Regions from separate parts of the Homo sapiens genome. Here region 2 is linked to region 1. A link is a loop called in an ENCODE intact Hi-C map of the cell type or tissue named here. Cell type or tissue: dorsolateral prefrontal cortex. All regions are shown on one strand. Each heading gives the region's core, and the rest is flanking DNA. Links, peaks and the distances in the headings are about the cores only. Region 1 has its middle 220 kb from the start of ZMIZ1-AS1. Region 2 has its middle 280 kb from the start of ZMIZ1-AS1.

Region 1 (11,214 bases), core at 3,386-5,885:
CAGCTGGGTTCATCCTGGCAGGAGAAGCCCCCACAATGGGGAGTGGAGCAGGGAGAGGAGTGGGGCTAATAGCGTGTGTTCAAGGCAGAGAGACACCTCAAGTCCACTCTCTACTGTGCAATTTTGAGCCAGTTACTTTATGCCTCCTCTGGATACCTCTGCAAAATGGAATTGCCCACTTCATAGGTAAAGCACTTAGCCTAAAGCCTGGCACTCAGAATGTTCTCTTTAAAGGTTCACTATAGCACAATCGATAGTATGGGGTAAAGGCTGGGTGCAGTGGCTTATGCCTGTAATCCCAGCACTTTGGGAGCCCGAGGCAGGAGGATCATTTGAGACCAGGAGTTCAAGACTAGCCTGGGCAACATGGCAAGACCCTGTCTCCAAAATAAAACAAAACAAAACAAAAGTATGGGGTAAAGATGTGGAGGGGACTAGGTGGAGGAGGTAACGTTCCATGGGGACTTGCTGAATCAGGCAGGAGAAAGCAATAGGAAGAATCAGCAAACTCTGCCTGAGGCCTAATCAGTGCCTGCTTTTGTAAATAAAGTTTTATCAGACACGCTCATGCCCACTGTCCATGTGATATCTATGGCTGCCTTTGTGTCAAAAGGGTAGAGTTGAGTAGTTGCAACAAAGAACGTGTGGCTTGCAAATTCTAAAGTAGTTACTGTCTGGCCCTTTAAGAAAAGGGTTGTGACCCTAGGCTAGGGGAAAGGAAGGATAGATGGAGAAAAATGAACACACAAATAGCAAGCAAAACCAGAAGTTCAGGGTGAAAAGATCTGGAAAGATGGAAGGTTGAAGTAGGAGATCATAAGAGGAGATTAAAAGTGGGAGTGGAGCCATGCAGAGAGCTGGCCATTGCTGGTGAGAAGGAGGGATGGCTATGGCAAGAGTGGGATGAAGGCTATTGGAAATAAGGAGATCTCTGATTTCCTAAGCTATCATGAGAAATTGATGGAATCACTAACTGGAATTACCCATGTGGATGTGGATAAGATCAAGAACAGAGATGTTGAGTCACAGACCATGGTGTCCAGGAAGTCACCAGAAAATACCTCCTCCAAAGCCATTTGTCCCTCCTTTGCTGTCAAAACCTGTTTTGTTCAGTGACAGCGTGACCTATCCTTAGGATTGAATCATGATTTGTCTAGGCCAAGTAAGTCATCTTGTTTGGTTTTGGCTGATATTTACTTTCCCATCCTGCCTTGCAGCTAGAAAAGGTCACATGATGCATTCTGGTCAATGAGACATCTCAGAAAGCCAGCTGGGGCTTCTGGGAAAGCTTTTGCTGTTCTGCTGAGAGAGAGGATAGTTCCAGGTGCTGCCTCTTCCACTTCCTGCCTTGAGCACAGAGCTGATGCTTGGGCCATGGCAGCCACTTTGTGACTATGAAGCAACAACTCTACGGGCTTGCAGGGCAGCATGCTGATGATGCTGGGACCGAGGGAAAGAGTTGGATCCTCAATACCATTATTTTACCACTGCCTACCTCCAGGGGAAATGAGGAAATGACTTTATTGCTAAGAACAATTTGTTCGTTTATTCAAAAGCACTTTTACCTGAAAGAGGAAAGAGACAGAGTGAAGAGATAGTAGTTGAGGGTGGGATATGTCAGCCAGTAGGGTTGGGGAGCAGTCAGTGGGTTACTGTGAGCAGAGGGTGTATGCTCTGGGAGGAGGGTGGTTAAGAACAGACAGGAGCAGGCTTTGGGTGTTGGGTTGAGTTTAGGTGCCTTTTGAAGGAAATTGGAAATGATCACTAAAATTTATTTTATATTGTAAAAATCATAACCTAGATATAATTGATACTTGCGAAACATATTTTTTGAATGTCGATATTTATTTTTCTGTATTTTCTTTAAAAGAAAAAATGGCAATGGATTTTCATTTTGTAATAGTTTTTATCTTTTTCTAATTATAAAAGTGAGATGTATTGAGACAATTTAGAAAGCACAGATAAGTAAATAGGAGAAACATTCTGGGTGTTTGATTGGAGGGCTGATATTTTGGAGAAAGAAGTAGATAGAAGTAGAATGGGTTGACAGAGACCGGGGCAGGGAACAAGAAGACCCACTCTAAGTTGCCTTCCTGGGCCTCAGTTTTCCCATCTGTAAAATGAGCAGGTGGGACTACAACTAGCGAGGTAGCCATCCAACCTGTCAGCACGGGAATGCCCAAGGTAAGCCACTCTCTATGGTGTTAATGTACAGTCCTCTCTGCAGATGCCCGGGGTTGATGATAGCCGGGCTCACACAGGGTGGCTGTAAGATCCCTCATTTTACAGGATGAGTACTGGGTGTGTAGGGGATGAAGTGATAACCATGGCCATTGTGCTGTCAGGTCTGAGAGTCAGAACCTATCTCCAGTGTTCGCTTCTACTGTTCCTAGCCGGGTCCTCTCTCCCCACTCTTGACCCTGCTCCCTTTCATTGCTCAGCAGCCTAACCCCCAAGCCCGTGAAAGGCAGTGGACCCAAATGATAGCCAGGCCACAGGGCCAGGCACCACAGGAATCAGGACCAGGGCAGAGAATAAAAAGGTCCCTCAGCAGAGAGGAGTCTCCACACACTGGCCCCAGTGGTGGTGAGTTTATTACCACCTCATTTGGCTGCGTGTGTCTGATGACTGAAATGGCTGGCTTTCCCCACCAGGGCACCGCCAGGGACCAAAGAATACAAGAACTAGCTTGGAGTTTATGTGTCTAGTGTTAAAAATCAATAGCTTCCCTCTTCGGGATGCACCCTCAGGGGCAAAATAGAACAAATTGCTTATTAGCTTCTGCCTGCACACTGGCAGATGATGAAGCAGCCAAGAAACTGGTCATACATCGTAATAAAGCACCCTTCACCTGCCATCCATCCGTAGACCAGCCAGCGCATACCTCTATCCCAGCGGCATTAACCCACACGGTGCTGGCGTCACTCACCCCTAATCACTGAGAGCAGGTCTGCAATGGTGGCTGCCTGGGGCTTTCCCAGAAGGGGAGAATTCAGAAATGCAAGCATGAGACTCCTGCCATCCTCTGAGGGTGGACAGTTGATTAAGGGCTCAGTCCAGCTGAGGGGGGTCATTGATTACTGTAAACAAGCTGCTGGAGATCGTCTACCACCATCCCCCTGCCCTGAGCACCCACTCCACACCACTCTGCTGCCCCATAAGACGATCCATTCTTATTCACAGAGCCAAAGCTCAGTCTACACTGATAGGAATTTTTATTTATTATCATAAAGCCACTAAGCAGCTGTGTGAACTTCTGCAGGTGCATTCCCCTTTCTGGTCCCTAACGTCTCCCTCCATAAAGGAAAGCTGGAGCTGGGATCTCAGGTGGAGACCATGCAGCCCAGGTGCAAGACTGTGGATACCATGAACCAGCCTCCACATTGGCCGTGGTGGGGGACGTGTCTTCAGAATCTCAACTTGACAGACATACTTCTTTTCCAAGTGTCCGAACACTTTCCATCTGGGAAGATCTCAAAGTATGTTAGGTGCAGGGTTTGAAATCCCTCCTACTGTCCAGGGAGTGGAGATTCCTTTTTCCAGTTTCCAGGACAGGAGAATGGGATTTAGAATTGGCTGGCAGGACACTCCCTCTCAGGAGTCTGAGCACGAAGGAGGTGACACAAAGACAGGGACATAGGTAGAGTTTTATCAAGGTGGCTGCAGCAGAGCTGTCCACAACCCAGAGACAGTGTGAGGACCAGAGTCTGGTGGCTGGGCCAGGGGCAGCATTTCAAGCACACTTCCTGCAGCGTGAGGTGCCTATGCTCCGGGGCTCTGGCTTGGGTCCCGTCTGTTTTCTAACCATCTAGGGGAGGCAGTGTGGCCTGAGGGTGAGGCTATAGCTTTGAAGTCTGATAGATTCAGGTATGAATTCCGTTTGTGCCACTTAAGGGAAAAGTGACCATTGGGTAAGTTACAAACCCTCATTACACACTCTTCTCTCCCCATAAAGTAGATCTGATAGTGACTGTTTTGTAAGCACTGTTGCTGGGCTCACACTGGATTGTGGGGGAAGTTTCTAGCCTGGCACCCAGCAAGGTCTCCATAAGTGGAGGCTACGTTAATGAAGAAGGAGCAGGAGGAGACTCTTTCACAAAGAGTTTCCAAGTGCCTGAACCCAGGGCAGATGCACCCGGCTGTAAAGAACCAACACAGCTATCCTGATGCACCGCAGCTGCCATCGCCCTTGGGGAGGGCCCCACCATGATGGGTGCTCCATGCCAGGAACTGACCTTCTAAGGAAGAACTGAGCCTTCTCTCCCTAATACTGCTTAAGTCAGAATCACCAAGTGTTTGATCTTATAAGAAGCTTAGAGATGCAATGGGCTGCTGCCTGCACGAGAACAGAGGCCTGAGAGGAGTCAGGCATTGTCCAGGGCCCTCGGCGAGTGAGCAGCAAGTAGGCAAGGGACCAACCCAGCTGACACTGATTCCCCCAGATGGAGCTCAGGGTTGGCTTTTGGTCCCAGGGTGTGCCAAGCTGGGGAAGCAGGCCTGCCAAGAGCCTGTTCCTCCGAGGTGTGTGCCAGCGCTGGGGCCAGATGCTCCATCCCAGGCCCTCTTCCACCAGCAACGGCATCTGGTGTTCTCCGAGGCTGGCCCAGCTGCTACCCAGCAGGAGGCTCATTTTCCAACCCAGACCCTTCTTTCTGCTGCTACCCCCACCCCTGGGATCTTCTTGGGGTCACACATTGTGGCCTTTCTTGGGTCCCCTTGGCCTCTGGCTACAGTGTCCACTCTTTCTGTCTCTGGTTCTGACTGTGATGTAATTGGGAGCTTGAAAAACCCTGATTGTTTGATAATTATAAGGCAGGGAAATTACCAGGGCTTCAAAGGTTGCTCCCAATTGCTGTATTAATTGTCCCCTCGTTATCTCTCCATATAAAAGACCACTTGATAGAGACAAAAGCCAGCTAGCTTTTATTTCACAGCAGCCTGACAAGAGGATGAGGGGCTGCTGAGGGCTCCCATTTATTTCTTCCAAGACACAAACCTTTGCTGGGACCCGACCACCAGGGCCACCACATGCCATACCCCTCACCTCGAGACAAGGACTAAGGCACAGCACCAGCCAGGCCCAACTTCCCCAGACAGCAGCCCAGCCACAACCCTGCCCATCTCCTGACTCAGAGATTCACGGAGAGACAAAGCCTGCAGATTCTCATCTGCATGTTAGACATGCTTTTCTTTGAGTGCTGGCCTACATGTACATAGGCGGGACACTGTGGGATGAGTGGCCAACATTTACTGAAGACTTTCCACATGCCAGGTACCACATGGACTGTTTTACGTGCTTCTCTTTGTAACAATAGCTGTGCATGTTATGTTTATATCCATTTTGCAGATGGGACTCAGAGGGCTTAAGTAATTTGCCCAAGGTCACCAGCCCATGAAGTGCAAGGCCAGAAGCAAACCGTGGGCACCTGCAATGAGTTCTTCATCACTCCACCCTACTACTCTCTGAGTATGTGTGCAGAGTGTGTGAATGTGAGTGCGTGAATGTGTTGGGTGTTGTGAACGCTAAAGATAAAATCTAAGCAGTAGATACAATAGAAAAGAGGACTAAGCAAAAGATCTGAAATTAGCCAGGCATGGTGGCATGCGCCTGTAATCCCAGCTACTCCAGAGGCTGAGGCAGAAGAATCGCTTAGAACCCAGGAGGCGGAGGTTGCAGTGAGCTGAGATCACACCACTGTACTCCAGTCCAGCCTGGGCGACAGAGCAAGACTGTCAAAAAAAAAAAAGACTCAAATCAGGCGATTGTTAAATTGTATCTATATGCTTGATTTGTTTATTTTTAAAGGACATGGCCATGCCTTGATTAAACCACAGAGGTAAATGAACTCATGTTTGAATGCTCAGTTGCTTTGAGCACCTACTATGTGCCAGACCCTATGTTCTCTGCTGAGAGTGGCCTGGAGAGTGTCAACTGCAGGTTTGCGACCACGGGCTCCCTGCCCAGCAGGATCTCCCACCCAGCCACAGACACAAGGAAAAACGGAGCCACCTCTTCTCCTGCCATAATCTCCCCACATTTGAAGCCTCTGTCTCTGCTGGGAAGACCTAAGAAGGCTATGTCTACAGCTGCCTTAAAGCTATTAATTTTTAAAAGCCATTCCATGAGAGAACTCAAAAGTCACCTACCTGGCCAAGATCTAGCCTTAATCGACAATTGATTATCTTTGAAACCAACAAGGCAATAAATCATTAATTCATAATTTGGCTGTTGTTCTACAACTGTGGTCATATTTATTAATGAAAGAAGAGCCATGTGTGGAATCTTCTGTGGCCAGGCCTCATGGGGCCTATCTTTGACTTCACTACAGTCTCAGGAAAGATATCCTGATCCCAGGTTACAGATGAGGAAATTGAGGCCCAAAAGGCAAACATGATTTGCCCCAGACCACACAGCTCCTAAATGGCAAAACCAGAAGAGGAGTCAGGCTCCCACCCCACGGCAGCTCTCTAACATTATAAAATGCTCCATCTTTACCAACAGCACACAGAGATTATTTGCAAAGGCAAATAATCCAAAGGCAGCAAACACCAGTGCCTAGAGCCAGGTTCAGTCCAGCCACTCAGAACCATCACCAGGTCCTCTTGCCAGCCCCTGACCAGGGCACAGCCTTGGGAAATAAAGCCGAGGGTGGCGGCTCACTAGCAGATATTCCAAACCTACAGGTGGACTGCAGTTTACAGCAAAGCCACAAGCAGCTGGTTTCCTCGAGCCTGCATCTTTTTCTCTCTCCCCAGGTCTGTTCCAAGGCAGCCTTTGAGTCTTAGCCTGTCTTGGCCAGTGGCCAAGGATAATCAGGAGGTCTCAGGAGCATCAGAACGGGAAGGAAAGTAAGGGGCGGGCATCCACGGCTTCAGTGGCAGTCGCCTTTCTAAGTTTAGGGCCAGGAAAATGGTTGCTCCTACTACTAGGCAACCTGTTGTACTTTTTCTCTGGTTTTCTGGAAACTAAAAGAGAAGAGCTACCCTCAATTGTTGGAGTTATTCTGAGTACATATTTCATGATATAGTTTTATGCTCCTATTCTCTCCTCACTCATGCTCCAGCTTAGTAGGTAGGAATTATTGTCTCCATTGTACAGATGAGGAAACTAAGGTTTAAAGAAGAGATATGACTTGACCTAGTTATATCCAGCCCCAGTCTCTGGTCAGCAAGCCCCTTCACTAGACACCATGCACAATGCCCCTTCCTCAAGGCAACCGGCATGGCCTTCTAAAATCATGGATCACACTGCCTAGGGCCCTCCACTGAATTTCCTTTCCACTTAGAACAAAGTCCAAACGTCTCAGCCTGGTCCCCAAAGCCCTCAGTGAGCTGCCTCCACCAACCTCTCCCTCTCCATCCTCTCCCACACCCTCTCCCTCCCCGTGCTTCAGCCACACCGGCACTCTTTCTGACCCATGAAACTACCAGTCTCTTCCTCAGCCCCGGCCTCTCCCTGCTGCCTCCTCCTCTCAGAATGCTCTCCCTGTAGAGATTTGCATGGCTGGCTTTTCCTCATCTTCCAAGTCTCAGCTTAAATGTCACCTCCTGAGGGAAGCTCCCTTGACCACCTCACCTAAACTGGTCCCCAGTTTAGTTGCTCCCAGTCCTATCACCCTGTTATATTTTCATCCTCACTTTGATCTCCCCTGGTCATTTCTTGTTATTTGTGTAATGTGATGTCCCCTCCACTGGAGTGTAAGCTCTATGAGGGCAGATGGGTGAGACTTGTTCATCTGTTTGCCCAGCACCTAGTGGGACATCAACAAAGTTTTGCTGAGTGAATGAATCAACAAAAGAATAACTCAGCTGGGCACAGTGGCTCATGCCTGTAATCCCAGCACTTTGGGAGGCCGAGGTGGGTGGATCACTTGAGGCCAGGAGTTCGAGACCAGCCTGGCCAACATGGTGAAAACTGTCTCTACTAAAAATACAAAAATTAGCTGGGCACCATGGCAGGCGCCTGTAATCCCAGCTACTCAGGAGGCTGAGGCAAACCCGGAAGGCAGAGATTGCAGTGAGCCTGAATCCATCTGGAACTCCACTGCGCTCCAGACTGGATGACAGAGCAAGACTCTGTCTCAAACAAACAAACAAACAAAAAAGAATAACTCACTGGGACCCAAATAACTGGGTTATGGAACTCTCCACCCTTACACCAACGTGACTCTGAGTCAGGAAATATGCACCATCTAATTACACAAGGCATATGCCAGGGTCTGCATCTCCAGGTTGGTAGCTTAGTCCACTCAGCTCTCATCCAAGCAGTGGGTGATGGAGCAGCCTGGCACATTGGCTGGGAGACCAAGAACAGCTTGCTGCATTGTGCTTGGGCATGCCTTACTTTTAGGAGGCAGCACTAGCCAGTAATACTGGTCTGGCCCTATACAGTGGACATTGGTATAGCCAGGGGTCCCTAGTACTGGGTTTGTTAGCAGCTCTAGTGAGCAACAAAGACAGCTGCATCGAAAATGCATGAAGGAACCACACCCTTAGCAACTCCCAAAAATCACCAGGGAAGGGAAGTTTGCAAGGCTCTGAAATTCCTGAGACAGCAGATGGATTCAGATCAGGCGATCAGCAGGTGCTCATGCTAGTATGAGAACCAGTGCCTGGTGACCAGGTCATTCAGGTCAGGCTTGACCCTGCGGCCCCCAGCCAGCCCTGGGGGAATACTCCCTGGACACACAATGGGTGGGGTTGCCATGAGCTGTCAATGCTGAGATGGGAGCTCTGAAGCCCAAAGCAAGCCAAGCTGAGTTGCATGAGACACAGGACTTGAGTGAGGAGCCCGGGCTGGGCCAGAGCCTGATGCCAGTTCCAGGTCCAGGGAAACAGCAAGTCAAGGTGAGAGCCAGTTCAGGAATCAGGGTCATGGACAAATCCAAATTCAGTCAGAGGAGGCCGAGGATACAAGGCCAGGTGATAGCTACCAGGCGGTTTGGGCATGTTCCCTGGTGGAGGAGGCCAGAGCTTCCTCAGAAGGCCCAGCCCCAGGGGCCATGGCCTTACCAGGCCTCCAATATGGGCATCTTGCAGGCCGATTGGGACAGCAGGCACGGGCGGAAGCCTGTTTGAACTTTCTCAGCCTTGTATCTGAGGAGGGAATTAAACTGTTCTGTTCTACTAGGGCGTTTCATTGACTTCTGGCAAAACATGATGTCCTGCTTCAAAGGGAAGGCAACACACAGGCTTAGGAGGCTCGTTGGACATCAAAGGGCTATTAGAGAACAGCATCCTGATGAGCTAATTGCAAATGCAGCCCAGGCAGATGGAGCACATTTGCCCAGGAACATATGGGCTCACACATCCAGGGAGAGGGTGCCGGGGACAAGATGTGTGCTGGGCTTTGGTGGACCCAACATGTTTGCAAAATAATTCAAGATGTTGCCTCAGCCTCAGCTCCACTGCCCTCCTCTCCCCTCCCCTTCTGCATTCCATCAAGCTGGGGGTGGAGGACAGAGAGCAGGATCCCGATGCCTCTGAAAAGGAAGAGCCCTGGAGATCAGTGACAAGGACTGGGCCCAACAGACCAGACACTCCTCCCAGAGCCACAGGCACATATGAGTGGGAGAGAGGTCCTTCCTTATCCCCAGAGGCTGCTCCAAACTGTGTGCCCTGGACCAACAGCAGGAGGGGCGGGTACCAGTGGGCACCAGGATGGGCTATCCCCAGCCTCACCCACCCATCATTCTCTGCCCTGAAACAGTTGCAGAAGCCTCCTCCAGCTCCAGGATTCCAACATGTCAGGGAACCCTGAGACCATCCAGCCTAACTTATCCATCCCAGGGAACCCTGGGTCAGACCAGTGAAGGGGGCAGGTCCCCAGACCCTCACCCACCATGATAAGCAACTCCATTTTTATCTAGTTTGTATATCAGGATTATATGTAAGGTTTTCCTTGGAAAAAAAAAAAGAGCTCTACATTGCTGATCAAATGACTTCTCCGGAACAACCACTTCATCTTACAAGTCAGGAAACAGAAGCCGAAATGAGTGTGACTGCCCAGGTGACACACAGCAAGTTAAGGGCAGAGCCAAGACTGGGGTCCAGGACCCGGTGCTCTGGCCATCACACAAGGCTCACACCACATCAGTTCATATAGCCTGACCCTCGATGCCCGGCAGGGGTCCCAGGCCACAGCCAAGACTTGGCCTCCCTGGGCCCCCCCAAACACACAGCCTTCAAGGAGTGGGGGCTTCATCAGCAGGACCCTGTGCCTTCACAATCAGGAAGGCCCCTCAATGTCAGTAGCCCCCCACCCCTCACCAGGCTCAGCTGATGAAGGACAAAGGTGGCCAGGAGGCTAGGGGGAGCTTCTGAGGAGGAAGGCGGGAAGACACGTGGGAGGAAACACCATGTGAAATTAAGACTGACTCTGCTGACCCTTCTAAAATGACAGGCTGCAAGGACAGCAGGGAGGAGGGAGGAAATTGGAGGAGTTGCATGGGCCTTGGAGGTGGCCTTGTCCTGCCTATTTATTGTACAGATGAGAAATTCAAGACTGAGCCAGCAGGAGGCACTGCCCAAGGTCCACAGCAAGGCAGAGGCTGAGCCCTACCCCGACTAAAGCAGTCCAGAGGCTTTGGGCAGCTGGGATAAGCTCCCAATTCATCCACATGGCCGAATTCCTACAGCCTGGTTTCCAACCTCCTCTGTTTCCCCTTCCTCTTCACTCTCAAGCTCTCAGTCAGCATCCTGGCTTCTCCTTCACCACTCTGATCATGGTCTTAACTGATGGACTTATCCATGTGGTTCTTTCATAAATTCTGGTCTCCCCTGCCCCAGACCACAAGTTTCATGAGGGCAGGAGATATGCTTTGCTCCTTGCAGGATCTTCAGTGCTCAATATGTATTTGATGAATGAATGAGTGAATAGATGAATGAATATATCGTAGCTCTTTCTGACTTCAAAGCCTGCCACGGCTCTTTCCCACCATTGTGATTTTACTGATAAGCCCCTTACTCAATATTGAGGTGACTCACGATCTTATTCAAGTCTTTTTTTTTTTTTACTCCTATCTCTCCATTTTTCTCTCCACTCTTACCACCACCCCACACACTACACAGGCTCTGGACAAAGTCTACCCCTACTCCAGAAGACTCTGACCTCACAGGCCACAGCTTGAGACCTAAAATATCCCCTCCCCCACTACTACCCTTTGTCTAGATGACAGCATCCCCTTGATTCCCCTACAGCCAGCTCAGATGTCC
Region 2 (11,214 bases), core at 3,568-6,067, 64 kb before region 1:
TCCCCATAAGCTTGCTTCTCTTGCTTTATAAAATCTAACTTTTTCCCCCTCTGCTGCTCACCCTAGGGTTAGGCTAACAAGGAGTCCAGTGGGAATGAGCATGATACATTTTCTGGACGTCAGAGCCACTGGACTGGTGCAAGAGGCTGTGTGGGAAAGCAGCGATCCCTTGGGCTGTCCACAAGGCAAGCTAGGGGATGCCAAGGTGGACAGGCAGAGTCAGGCAAGAGAATAAGCCCAGCACGTTCCACCCCTAGCAGGCATCGTGGCCACTGGTGAGGACACTGAGACCTGCAGTGCTGAAGATGAGAGGTGGACATGGCTGACCTCCTTTCATGCCACACCAGAGAAAAATGAGGCATGCGAAGTCCAAACGGGCAGGCAGCTCACCCAGGGGGCCCAGGGCAGTGCCAGGGCTAGACCCTTGCTCTCCATAAGAGGTGTCTTTGATTGTTCTTTGGATAGGATGTGTCTTTTTATGAGGAGAAGTCTGGTATTTAATTGCATCCTCCTAGAAATGAGATGTTCCGTTTCTCCTGGAGTCCATTTCCCATGCGCTAACAAACCCCCCGGATTTGTAAGATATCCAAGCCTTTTGTCTTGGATATCTTGCCTGGACACCTCGTTCTGCATGGCGCCCCTGCAGCATGCATCCTGTGCTCCTGCTTTGGCCACAGCTGGCCCTGTGGAAGGATTGATGCTGGGGAGACATGGCTCCTGCCCTAAGGAAGTGCACAGTTTGGGTGGAAGTTGAGAACCCCTGTCCTGTCCGGCTCTGCACCCTCTGGCTACCTGAGTGGGGTGCTGGGTAGACCTTCGCTGTTACCCGGGATCAGAGGACAGAGGGACCTGATGAGCCCAAGAGAGCATGGCAGGCTTCTCTCACCAGGAGGACAGATGGGAGCTGGGTGAGAGGATGGGGTCAATCAGATTTCCAGGGTCAGAGCTGGAGGGCAGGATACTCTGGGCAGAGCAAACCCCTCATGCCAAAGCACACTGGTTAAAAGATTATGCCAGGAGAGGAAGGAGTCGGGTGCAAGGCAGCCCCATCCCTGACCACATTTCCCACCCGCAAATCCATCCAGGAATGGTGCCCCCTGTAGCGGCTCCCTTGCACTTTCCCCATTGAGTCACCGACTCTGATTTTACAGATGAACAAGCTGGGGCCACGGTGAGAAGGAAAGTACCCAAGGTTGTCTGGCTAACTGGGGTCAAACCAGTTCCAAAAAATTGCCCCCTGGGTCTTGCCTTGGTTGTGTGATTTTATTGTCCCTGTGAAGGCAACTGGTGACTGTGCGAGTAGGGATGCATTTGCCAGTGTTCAGAGGAAATGATTAACTTCTGACCTGCTGACCTTGGCTACCTGATTGCCAGAGTGTTAGGCAGCTGCTTGTCACCTGGACCAGGGAGGGCTTGAGAAAGGGTCAGAGACTTCCACCCCTGCCCAAGCAAGCTGCTTTCACCCTGCACCTGGGACCATGGACTGTCTAAACTGGGAAGCCTAATAGAGCACCTATCCCTTGCTCAAAAAGGACACCGAGTCCCAGAGAGGGACAGCAACCAGCCTGAGGTCACCCAGCTACAGGGACACATGCACAGATGCCCCCAGACAACTGGGCATACCACAAGTTCTTGAGGACAGAAGAGATGACTCATGCGCCAAGCAGCCCTGGCTGGGAGCAGGCTCTGCCCAGCCTGCACCCTGCCTGGCATGGCGAGGAGGGGCTGCAGGGCATGGGATGCTGTGATGCACTGAGCACTAACCACTCCAGATTATTAGGCTGGATTTTCATACCTGACCCTCTTCATTCCTCAACTATAGCCCTGAGAGGCAGGCATTGTCATGCCCATTTTACAGACGACAAAACTGAGGCTCAAAATTATACAGAAAGTTTATGGGTTTTAAAAATGATACAGCCAGGATTCCAGTGAGGTCCATCTGACTGAAGTTTGTATTTCCTCTCCTTCTCCCTCCCCAGGTAGTCCCTGCCCTGTCAGCTAATGTTTTAGCAAGGGTGACCCACACTCTAAGGACAGTGTGGAGCCTTCATCTGTGTCCCAAGCTGGGCCCAATGAGAGATGAGGGTGTCAGGGTCAGGAAGCCCAGTACTTGGGCAGCCAGGTGGGCTCAGAGAGGAGGGAACTCTATTTAGGTCCCAAGGATGAGTAGGATTTGGCAAGGCCCCTTGAGGACAGCACACGGGAACATATTTCCAAAAATTATCCACGCTGTGTGCTCAGAGGCTCAAGGAGAGAGTTGAGGGTTTGGTTGGGAATTATCTGGCCACCAGCTTGGGGCTGTCTCTCAGCGCTGGAGAAACCAGATCCCTCCAGTCCAAATCCCTCTTCCTCCCTCAGACATACCCCACCCCAGGGTTCTGAAATTTTGTTATAACACTTAGAGACTAGCTGGGAGGCATGTCCCAGGGGGCACAGAATGGAGCTGGGAGATTTGCCACAAGGACCAAGACCTGGCTTTGGCACCCAGAGGCTGGGCCAGCATGGGTAAGTCACTGACACCCTCAGATCTCAGTGTCCTTATTCACCAAATAGACATTGGTTCCCTTCCCGAAGCTGGGAGAAAGTGGTCCAAGCACACCGAGATGGACCACTCCACCCCTCACATCTGTGGGCATGAAAATCTCAGCTCGGCCTGCTTCGCTCAGTTGTCCCCATCTCCAGGCAGCATCTGCAGCCCACTCACTGCATCTTAACAAGGGCCCGGCACTGTGCCTCACAGGAGCCCAGGCAAGGTCTGGGGAAGGGGACTGAAGACTGCTGAGATGCAGAGCATCTGAGCACTCCATCCCGGAAGTGCCAGAGTGCTACGCAGGGTTGGGCCACCAAAGGTTTGTCCTCCAAGGAGGGTCCCCAAGACAGAAATAACTCAGGAAGCCCTGTCCTGAGTGTCCCTGGGTGCTGCTGCTTGGGCCTGCACTGCCGCATGGTGTTGGTGTCAGCCAGCGGCCTGTGAGAGCCCTGCCAGGTCATCGGGAGGTGTGTGAGGCTCTGGGCAAAGCCCTAGCTTTGAAGTCAGATGGGTGTAGGGCCCGAAGCTGGCCCTGCCAGCCACATGCAGGCAGCGAGGCATTATGCATTCCTGTTCCATGGTGAGGATAACAAGTATCTTTAGAGTTGTTGTAGGAATTAGGACCAAGAACAACTACAACAATAATAATAGCTCTCCCTTTTTGAGATCTGACCATGTGCAAGGCAGTATTCCAAACCCTGTGCATGCAGAGTTCTTCTGATCCTCCTAGCGGCCCTATGAGCCAGGTCCTGTGCTGGCAGGACCCCTGCATAGATGAGGAAACTGAGGCACGATAACAGTAAGGAGCTCATTGTGCTCACACAGCCAGCTGCTGGTGGAGCAGGGCTCCGACCCAGACCTCTCAGCGGCTGCCTGTGCTCTTATCCAATAAGGCGTGGGAAAACTCCTGCCTTGCAGTTGGTGATCAATAAATGTATCAATAACTCATCATTACTGCCCTTCCCGATGATGGAGCGCAGGCCCCCGCGAGGCCCAGGGCAGGAAGCACTGTGCTGCTGCACTCCTGGGAACCAGGTTCACATTGGCTGGGACCCCTGGAGACGACTGGGACACCACAGGCTCATTCCAGTGGCCACTGTGATGGCCCTCAGGAGGGCATGCTCTCCTCCACCCATGGCCTCTGCAACAGACACAGGCCTGAGGTTCCAGGTCTTGGGAGTTCCTGGCCGCTCTGAAGATCAGGGTCACAAGCAGGAATGGCCAGGTAGAAAAGCAGCCCAGAACTATTTTGCTCCTGAGGCTCCACCCCTCCTCTACTGGATGCTGCCAGCGGGGATTGTGCCACTGTCTAACTCTGCCTTCTGATGGTCTGTGTTCAAACATTTTATGGACAGGAAGCCATCCTGTGGAGCCTGTGGAGATGGGAATGGGGGTGGGGCCAGGGTGGGAGGTGTGCAAAGCCTTTTCTGTCCAGCCATCCCTTCCCAGGCTAGGAGAGAAAGGAAGCTTTCAGAACAAGTCAAAAGCGAACAGGGTCCAGGATGACCTTTTGGGTTCTTGTGTCAGCAGAAGGTGTCCCAGGACTTTCTCTCCTGTTCCCTTTGTCTCTGTATTTACAATGAAATGGAAGCATCTGGAAAGGAGAGAAAATGCCCTTTGATATGTGGGGTTCCCCCAGGTCCAGGAAGCTTTCGGCTGTGACAACAGACTCCATCCAAGGCCTTCCCAACCCTGGGGGTTTCTCCTAAATCCAGTGGCAAATAACTTTCCATCGTGCCCACCCACTGAACCGAAGGAGGAGGTGCACACCTCAATCACGCTTCACAGCCCCCTCGGCTAGCGCTGGCCTTTTACTGTTATCCACTGATTAATTTTCATTTAGTCATCTTATTTTCAAGCTTACATAAATGCATTTTAAAAGAACAGTTTATATCACTATCATAAAAGGAAAGCTAGTCTTTTTCTAAAACACTGAAATGACTATCTGTTATCTTGTGTGAAGTGGTTTCCAGTGTAGTCCAAATCACCCTGCTCACCACAGGGAATGCTGCTCCAGCTTGGCCCTCCCTGCCCACCCAGCCCATCCCTCTCAACGGTTTGCTGCCTCACCTTCAGGATGAGTACACCCACATCTTTAGGCCCCTCTGTCGCTTGCAGACCTGCTAATCCTGGGCCACAGCCTCCTCAAGTCCTCCACTCCACTGCTTCTCCTCGGAAATGCCTCCAGCACCAGCTGAGCTCAGCCGTGGAGGGTGCACCATTGGTTACCATGCGGGAGCCCTGTGGACAGCAAGGGCATGAGGGGAGCGGGAGGTAGTGCCTGGTCACCTGCTGCCACAGCCACATGCACAGCTTACCTCCATTCCTGGGACATAGTCAGGAGTTTGCCTTCTGCAAACTATTTCTCAAGAACCAAGTTTCACCCTTAGTTCCAACTCAAAAGTGCTCTTCCTAAAGCAACTGAAATGCCAGCTCCAGAATTATCTGTACCAACTAGATTCCTCCGTGGTGACCCTTGTCAAGTCTCATTATTTATTTCACAATAAGGGAGCAAATTCTCCTTGGTGGCTGTTTCCCCTTTACCCCTCTTTCCAATCCCCCTGTGGCTGGGGGGGTCTCCTGTCCTGCTGCATCATCTGCCATCTTTCCAATGCCACCGTGCATAGCAAGAGCACAATGTGCTGGTTGTTGTGTTCTGAATGTGCCTCCCGAAATTCAGATGTGGAAACTTAATTGCCATTGTGATGGTATTAAGAGGTGGGGCCTTTGGGAGGTGATGAAGTCATGATAGTCCTCATGAAGGGAACTGGTGCCTTTAGAAAGAGATGTGAGGGAGCTGTTCCCCTTTCCACATGTGAGAATGCAGCAATAGATGCCATCTTGGAAGCAGGGAGCAGCCCTTACCAGATGTCGCATCTATGAGCACCTTGGTCTTGGACTTCCCAGCCTCCAGAACCATGAGAAAAAATGTCTGCTGTTTATTAATTATTAATTACCCAGTCTCAGATTTTTTGTTAGAGTAGCACAAATGGACTAAAATGCTGATGAAATGCCTCAATGAATGAAGGTGCCCTCAGGTGAGCCCCCAGCCCTATGCTCTTCCCTCTCCCTGAAGGCATGCACAATTGGCCAAGTGACTGGTAATAATGACCTAACCTTAACTGAGCACCTACTGCATTCCAGGCACTGGGCTGGAGCTTTTCTCACAATTTCCCACAACAACCTGGCCAGCTGGGCTTTCAGAATGTTCCCATATTCCCCTCTACTTCCCACTGCCTCCAGGGCTCCCTCCTGGTGCAAGCCAACACCATCTCACCAGGCACAGCAACAGCCCCTTGAAGGATGTTCTTGCTCCCACTCCTGTCTCTCACCTCCTGTCTTTTCCCAACACAGAGGTCATGAGTTCCTGTTAAAATGTAAATGAGATCACATCTCTCTTTAAGATAACATGCTCTTTTGACTCCCTGTCTCACTCAGCACAAAAGCCAAGGTCCTGAGCAGGCCCCACCTGGCCTGCCCCAGCCTGCCCTGCCTCCAGCATCTCACACCTGTCTCTTCTCCTCTCCCACTGCTCTCTGCCTCACTCACTCCATCCCAGACCAGGGGCTTCCCTACTGTTCTGACACACCTGGCATATTTCCACCTGAGGACGTTGCACTTGCTGTTCTCTCTGCCTGGATCCCCAATCCCCTGGTAGACATGTCGCATGCTCCGTCACTTTCTCCTGGTCTGCCCAAATAGCACCTTCTTGGTGGATCCTTCCCTGGACATCTTACCTGAGATGACACCCCAACCCTACGTTTCATATTCCCCTACTCAGATGAAGTTTCCTTCATGGTATTTAGCATTTTCTAATATTAACTTGAATTCTAACTACTTTATTGTCCATCTTTCCCTACCATTCTTTCCTACCCCTGCCACCAACTTGCCCTTTTCTACTAAAATATTGACTTCCTGAATGTGTGGACTTTTGCCGGATTTGTTCTCTGGGGTAAACTTGAACATCGAGATTGGCTGAAGCCAGGGACTCAGGAACTATGGTGTATTTTATTATGAGCAGCCTGAGGTTCAGAGAAGTAATGGATTCTGCCCAGGTCACAAAGCTGGTAAGAGATGAAGCTGTTATAGACACCCTGGTCTATCTGTCTTCCATATCAAGCTCCCTCTAATACCCATGACAGTGGCTCTATCAACCACGGTGCTGTGTGTTTCAGTCCCTGTGCAAAGCAGGAGAAGCAGGAAAGACAGCTGCAGCCAGATTCCCCCAGGACTTGTTGGTCTCCCAGCATCACAAGTTTCCAGGACAAGAGGCCCCTTAGTGGAAGCAACTGACAAGGGCCAATAATTCAGTACCAGTGCTGGGAAAGTAAGTTTTTTTTTTTTTTTTTTGCTCGTTTTGTAAGAGAAGAAAAAAATGCCATTTGGCCTCAGAAAGATGTTCTTGCTGCCAAACACATGATTTTTGCACATGGTGAGGACGTGTGATTTTTACATATGTATTTTTTCCCTTTTAGTAAAAACAGTTTCATCCCTGGCAAGAAGGTGAAAGAAAGGGAGTATAAAAAGATTGCCATGGAAAACCATCACTTTGCCATTACAGAGACCAAAAGCCAAGAGTTTAGAATCTCCATAGATGGAAGGGAACAAAAAAAAAAGAGAGAGAAGGAGTGAGACAAAAGATCTCCAGCGTTTATGAAATAAGAACTAGATCTGGGGCTGACTCCCTTGTGTCCACTGTAGAGCACCCCATGTCTTCAAGAGTGTTTAGATGTCTCTCAACTCTGAGGTGGCAGAGGACGGGCAGCATCAGTGCAATCTTCCTACCGTGACCAGGGCAGACATTAGTAATCAATCACAGCATCCCTTCCTATTAAGCAGGGATGCAGCCTCAAGGCACTCCAGGAAACCCCTACCCATTGATTAGAGTTGGCAAGTAAGATGAAACAAGGTTGCTGTTCTGCCTTAATCAACCCTTACATTTTGCATGTGAAGTAATTGAGACACAGAGAGAAGCTGTGAGCTGGCAAAGGTTACACAGAACGTTTGCATAAATAAGTCCTTTTCCAGTTTTGCTGCTAGCTCTCAGGCCACGATTTGTTCCACTAGGCTCCCTGTCTGCCGAGTGTCTCCCAAATCTCTTCACGGATGTGAGAAGTTGTTGGGTTCCTGAACACCTAACAAGCAATGCAGAGAATTCTATCCGGAGCTTAGATTTTCTGCCTCTATGGACTTTTCCATCAGTGCCAGAGCTATGGGCCATGATCCTCTGCAGAATCACAGCAGGTCAAAATGGCCTCCCTAAAGGACACCAAAGCTCCCTCCCAGGACCATGGCCTTTCACGTGTTTATTATGGAAGTCACTCTTAAAAGGGAACAGCTAATAAACTGTGAAGGGTCAGCATTCCCACAGGAAATTGTCACCACTCTAGAGATGGTTCTTGTATATTTTTCCTCAGTTTAAGAATAAAATTTTCCATGAGATTAGCATTTCTAAAGTGTTTTCTGTGAAACACATTCTCAAGATGTCCTAGAAGATTTTTCACAAAGATAAGCAGAGCTAAAATACAAATAAAATAAAATAGAAAAGACGTGTGGCCAACGATCTTGGAACTCAGCACAGGATAGCTCTTCTGTGGAATCGTGCTGCATCTTAGAGTGTAAAAGGCCCTGAGAAGTCCTGCCTAAAGTTCTGGACTTTATAGTTTTCAGTATGCACGTGTCCACAGAAACATCTTTGCACATAGCGTTTACGAAGATTCTGCTGGATGTTCTTTCAAGAGCACTGGTTTCCATGCAGCACATTCAAGGGGGAAAGAATGCAGGAGTCCAGAGTCAGAAGAATTGAGTTTGAACCCTGGCTATGGATCTCTGACGTATTTATCTAAGGACTTTGTACTTCAGTTTCTACTGCCTAGAGTTAGTTTGGGTTTTTAAAATACGTTTATTGTTCAAGATAATATAAGTTTACTATAGATAATTCAGATAACATAAAAATGTATGCAAGAAAATTAAAATAGCTCATCATTTCATCATACGTCGATAACCATTGTTAATACTTTGATATATTCCTTCAAGTCTATTTAGTCTATTAAAAGGATCTGCAGGGACATACTTAAAAAATATTATTATAATCTGCATTGTTTTATATCCTACTGGTTTTTGCTTTTAATAATAGGGAAAAGGCCAGTCACGGTGGCTCACGCTTATAATCCCAGCACTTTGGGAGGCTGAGGCAGGTGGATCACTAGGTCAGGAGTTCAAGACCAGACTGGCCAACACAGTGAAATCCCATCTCTACTAAAAATACAAAAATTAGCTGGACGTGGTCGCGGGTGCCAGCAATCCCAGCTACTTGGGAGGCTGAGGCAGGAGAATCGCTTGAAGCCGGGAGGCGGAAGTTGCAGTGAGCCAAGATCGCGCCACTACACTCCAGCCTTGGCGACAGAGTGAGACTCCATCTCAAACAGAAAAAAAAATAGGGAAAAAAAAGTAAGTGACCAAAATATCCAACAAAGCTCCCTGAGGACATGAATTTAAGTGGTATCATGGGATTTCATTATTTGAATATTATCTGAAAGCTTTGGGGCCAGATATTTCAGAATTTAGAATTAATTAGGTTTTGAAAAGGTAAAAATCTGTTTTAAAAAAAGGATACATTAGGAAGCACCTGCAGTGGGACCTCAACAGTAGCCTAGAATCAAATACAGTATTTGGACAAGAAAATATTTGAATATTCTCACTAACTGAGATAAATGATGACTATTAAAAAGATTCCCTTCAGTTCAGTGTCAGATTTTTGCCACCAGTGAAATTGCAGCAAACCTAATGCAGATCTGTTAACTGTAATTGCATTGTGGATTCTGGAATCCTGCTTATCATGTTGTGGACTTGTACTGTGATTGCCAACCAAGCCAAACCTTCATTGTTGACTATTTGGACTGTTTCCAAATTTTTGTTATTATAATAAGTAGGGCTGCAAAGAGCATTCTTGTCCATGAAATTTTTGCACATCCGTGGTTGTTTCTTCAGGATGTATTCCTAGAAACTGGACTCCTGGGTCACAAAGAATTAATGTTTTTAAGATTTTTCGTCTATCTGCCAAAATGCTCTCCAGAAAAGCTGAGTAATTTATACTCCCAGCATTACTGCATGAAGGGGGGTTTCTCCTTCTCCATCCCAACCCCCTACTCCCAGAAACAGCAACACTGGGTATTATCAGTGTTTGATAAATGGATTCCAATTTGAAGAGCAAAAATTTTCATCTCTCTTTGAGTATTACTAGCAATATTCCACTTTTTTCATATGCTAACTGAATGATTATATTTCTTTTCTTAATGGTCTTTATATATTCCACACAAATCTTTTTATTGAGATGTTCATATTTTTCTTCTTGACTTACAAGAGCCTTTTGTGGATTAAATATATTAAAACACTTTGAATACCACATATGGGGTAATATTTTCCTAGTCATGTTATTTGACTTTTAATTTTTTATGGTGTTTTAATAGTTCCCCAAATTTTAAAAAAACTAAAATGTGGAATACATGTGGAATACAGAACACTTAGAAACGTATAAGAATGTCAAACAAAAGAGCTTGCCTGTCCACCCAGAGTAACTACACTATTTTAGTGTAGAATTTGCTAATATTTTCTGTTTCTTTCAAACAAGGGTTAGCCTGCTTTGCCTTCACTTATTCTTGTGAATAATTTTTTCATTTTAATAAATATTCTTCTATAACTCAAGTTTTATGACTTCACAGCATTCCATTGTATCCGACCATCATTTACCTAAATATTCTCTGGTTTTAGATGTTAAAGTTATTTCCAGTTTTCATCATTCCTTGGAATGCTGGGATGAAAAACATTGAACCAACATCCATTCTGTCTTCTCTAATTATTTCTTTATAATGAATTTCTATAACTTCTGGGACAAAGGGCAGGTGAATTTTACATTTTTAATATTTTTCTAGTAATTGATATTTATTAGGCTTTTTTTGAAATATAGAGTGATTTTTAAGAAAATAAGAATCATTTATAATTTTCCCATCCAGAAACGGCTCCTGTTGAAAGTGTTACACTTTTGTCTATACCTTTACATCTGTGAGTGGATGTTTGTACAAACAAAACAGAGTTGCATTTTATGCGCTGTCTTCTAAATTCAGTGTACGAATGTAATTTTCAACCAAGATACTTCTACTGGCCACATAATAGCACGTTGTTTGGATATACCTCCGTTTATTTAATCAATTGTTCATTCCAAGAAATTTTAGGGTTTTGTTTTCCAAACATTTGAAGTTATCTGCAATACTGTGGTGATCATTGTGATGTTCTTAATAATTTTCTCAAGATAAAGTCTTACACATAAAATTAGGGAGTCGATGATACGTAAATTTCTGAAGACTTTGATATACGCTGGTGGAGTACCCCATGGAGTCTGACCTACTTTACACTCCCTCCTGTGATATGTGACATTGCTTCCCAGAATCCTGACCAGTATAGTAAACTATCTTTTATTTAAAATATTCGGTGAAATGCTAGATCTTGTTGCTATTTTAATGTGTTCTTAATTATAAAACAGCAACATCGAACATTTTTTCATATGTTTACTTACCGTTTGTTTTTCTCTTCTGTTAATTACTTATTTCCATTTGTCTATTAGGAGTGTTTATCTTTTTTATTGTTTTGTAAGCTTTCTTTACAAATTAAGTTTATTAACATTTTAT

Evidence for each region. A loop is a pair of places that touch in the nucleus more often than their neighbours do. Peaks named below come from ENCODE experiments on the same cell type or tissue, not always from the same donor. Only the 100,000 strongest peaks of a DNase experiment are listed, where the experiment ranks them.
Region 2: it touches region 1 in a loop (2.2-fold over the local background); 1 of 110 quality-filtered maps calls a loop at or near these places.

What each region holds. Positions count from the first base shown.
Region 1 is chr10:78,842,521-78,853,734 of GRCh38, forward strand. No RefSeq gene overlaps it. Among named protein-coding and RNA genes, the nearest start is that of ZMIZ1-AS1, 220 kb to the right of the region's middle. RefSeq lists an enhancer at 8,922-9,509. In dorsolateral prefrontal cortex, for the core only: no CTCF peak of the experiment used is centred there; a DNase peak (open chromatin) is centred at 4,411; H3K27ac peaks cover 1,056 bases.
Region 2 is chr10:78,777,898-78,789,111 of GRCh38, forward strand. No RefSeq gene overlaps it. Among named protein-coding and RNA genes, the nearest start is that of ZMIZ1-AS1, 280 kb to the right of the region's middle. In dorsolateral prefrontal cortex, for the core only: no CTCF peak of the experiment used is centred there; no DNase peak of the experiment used is centred there.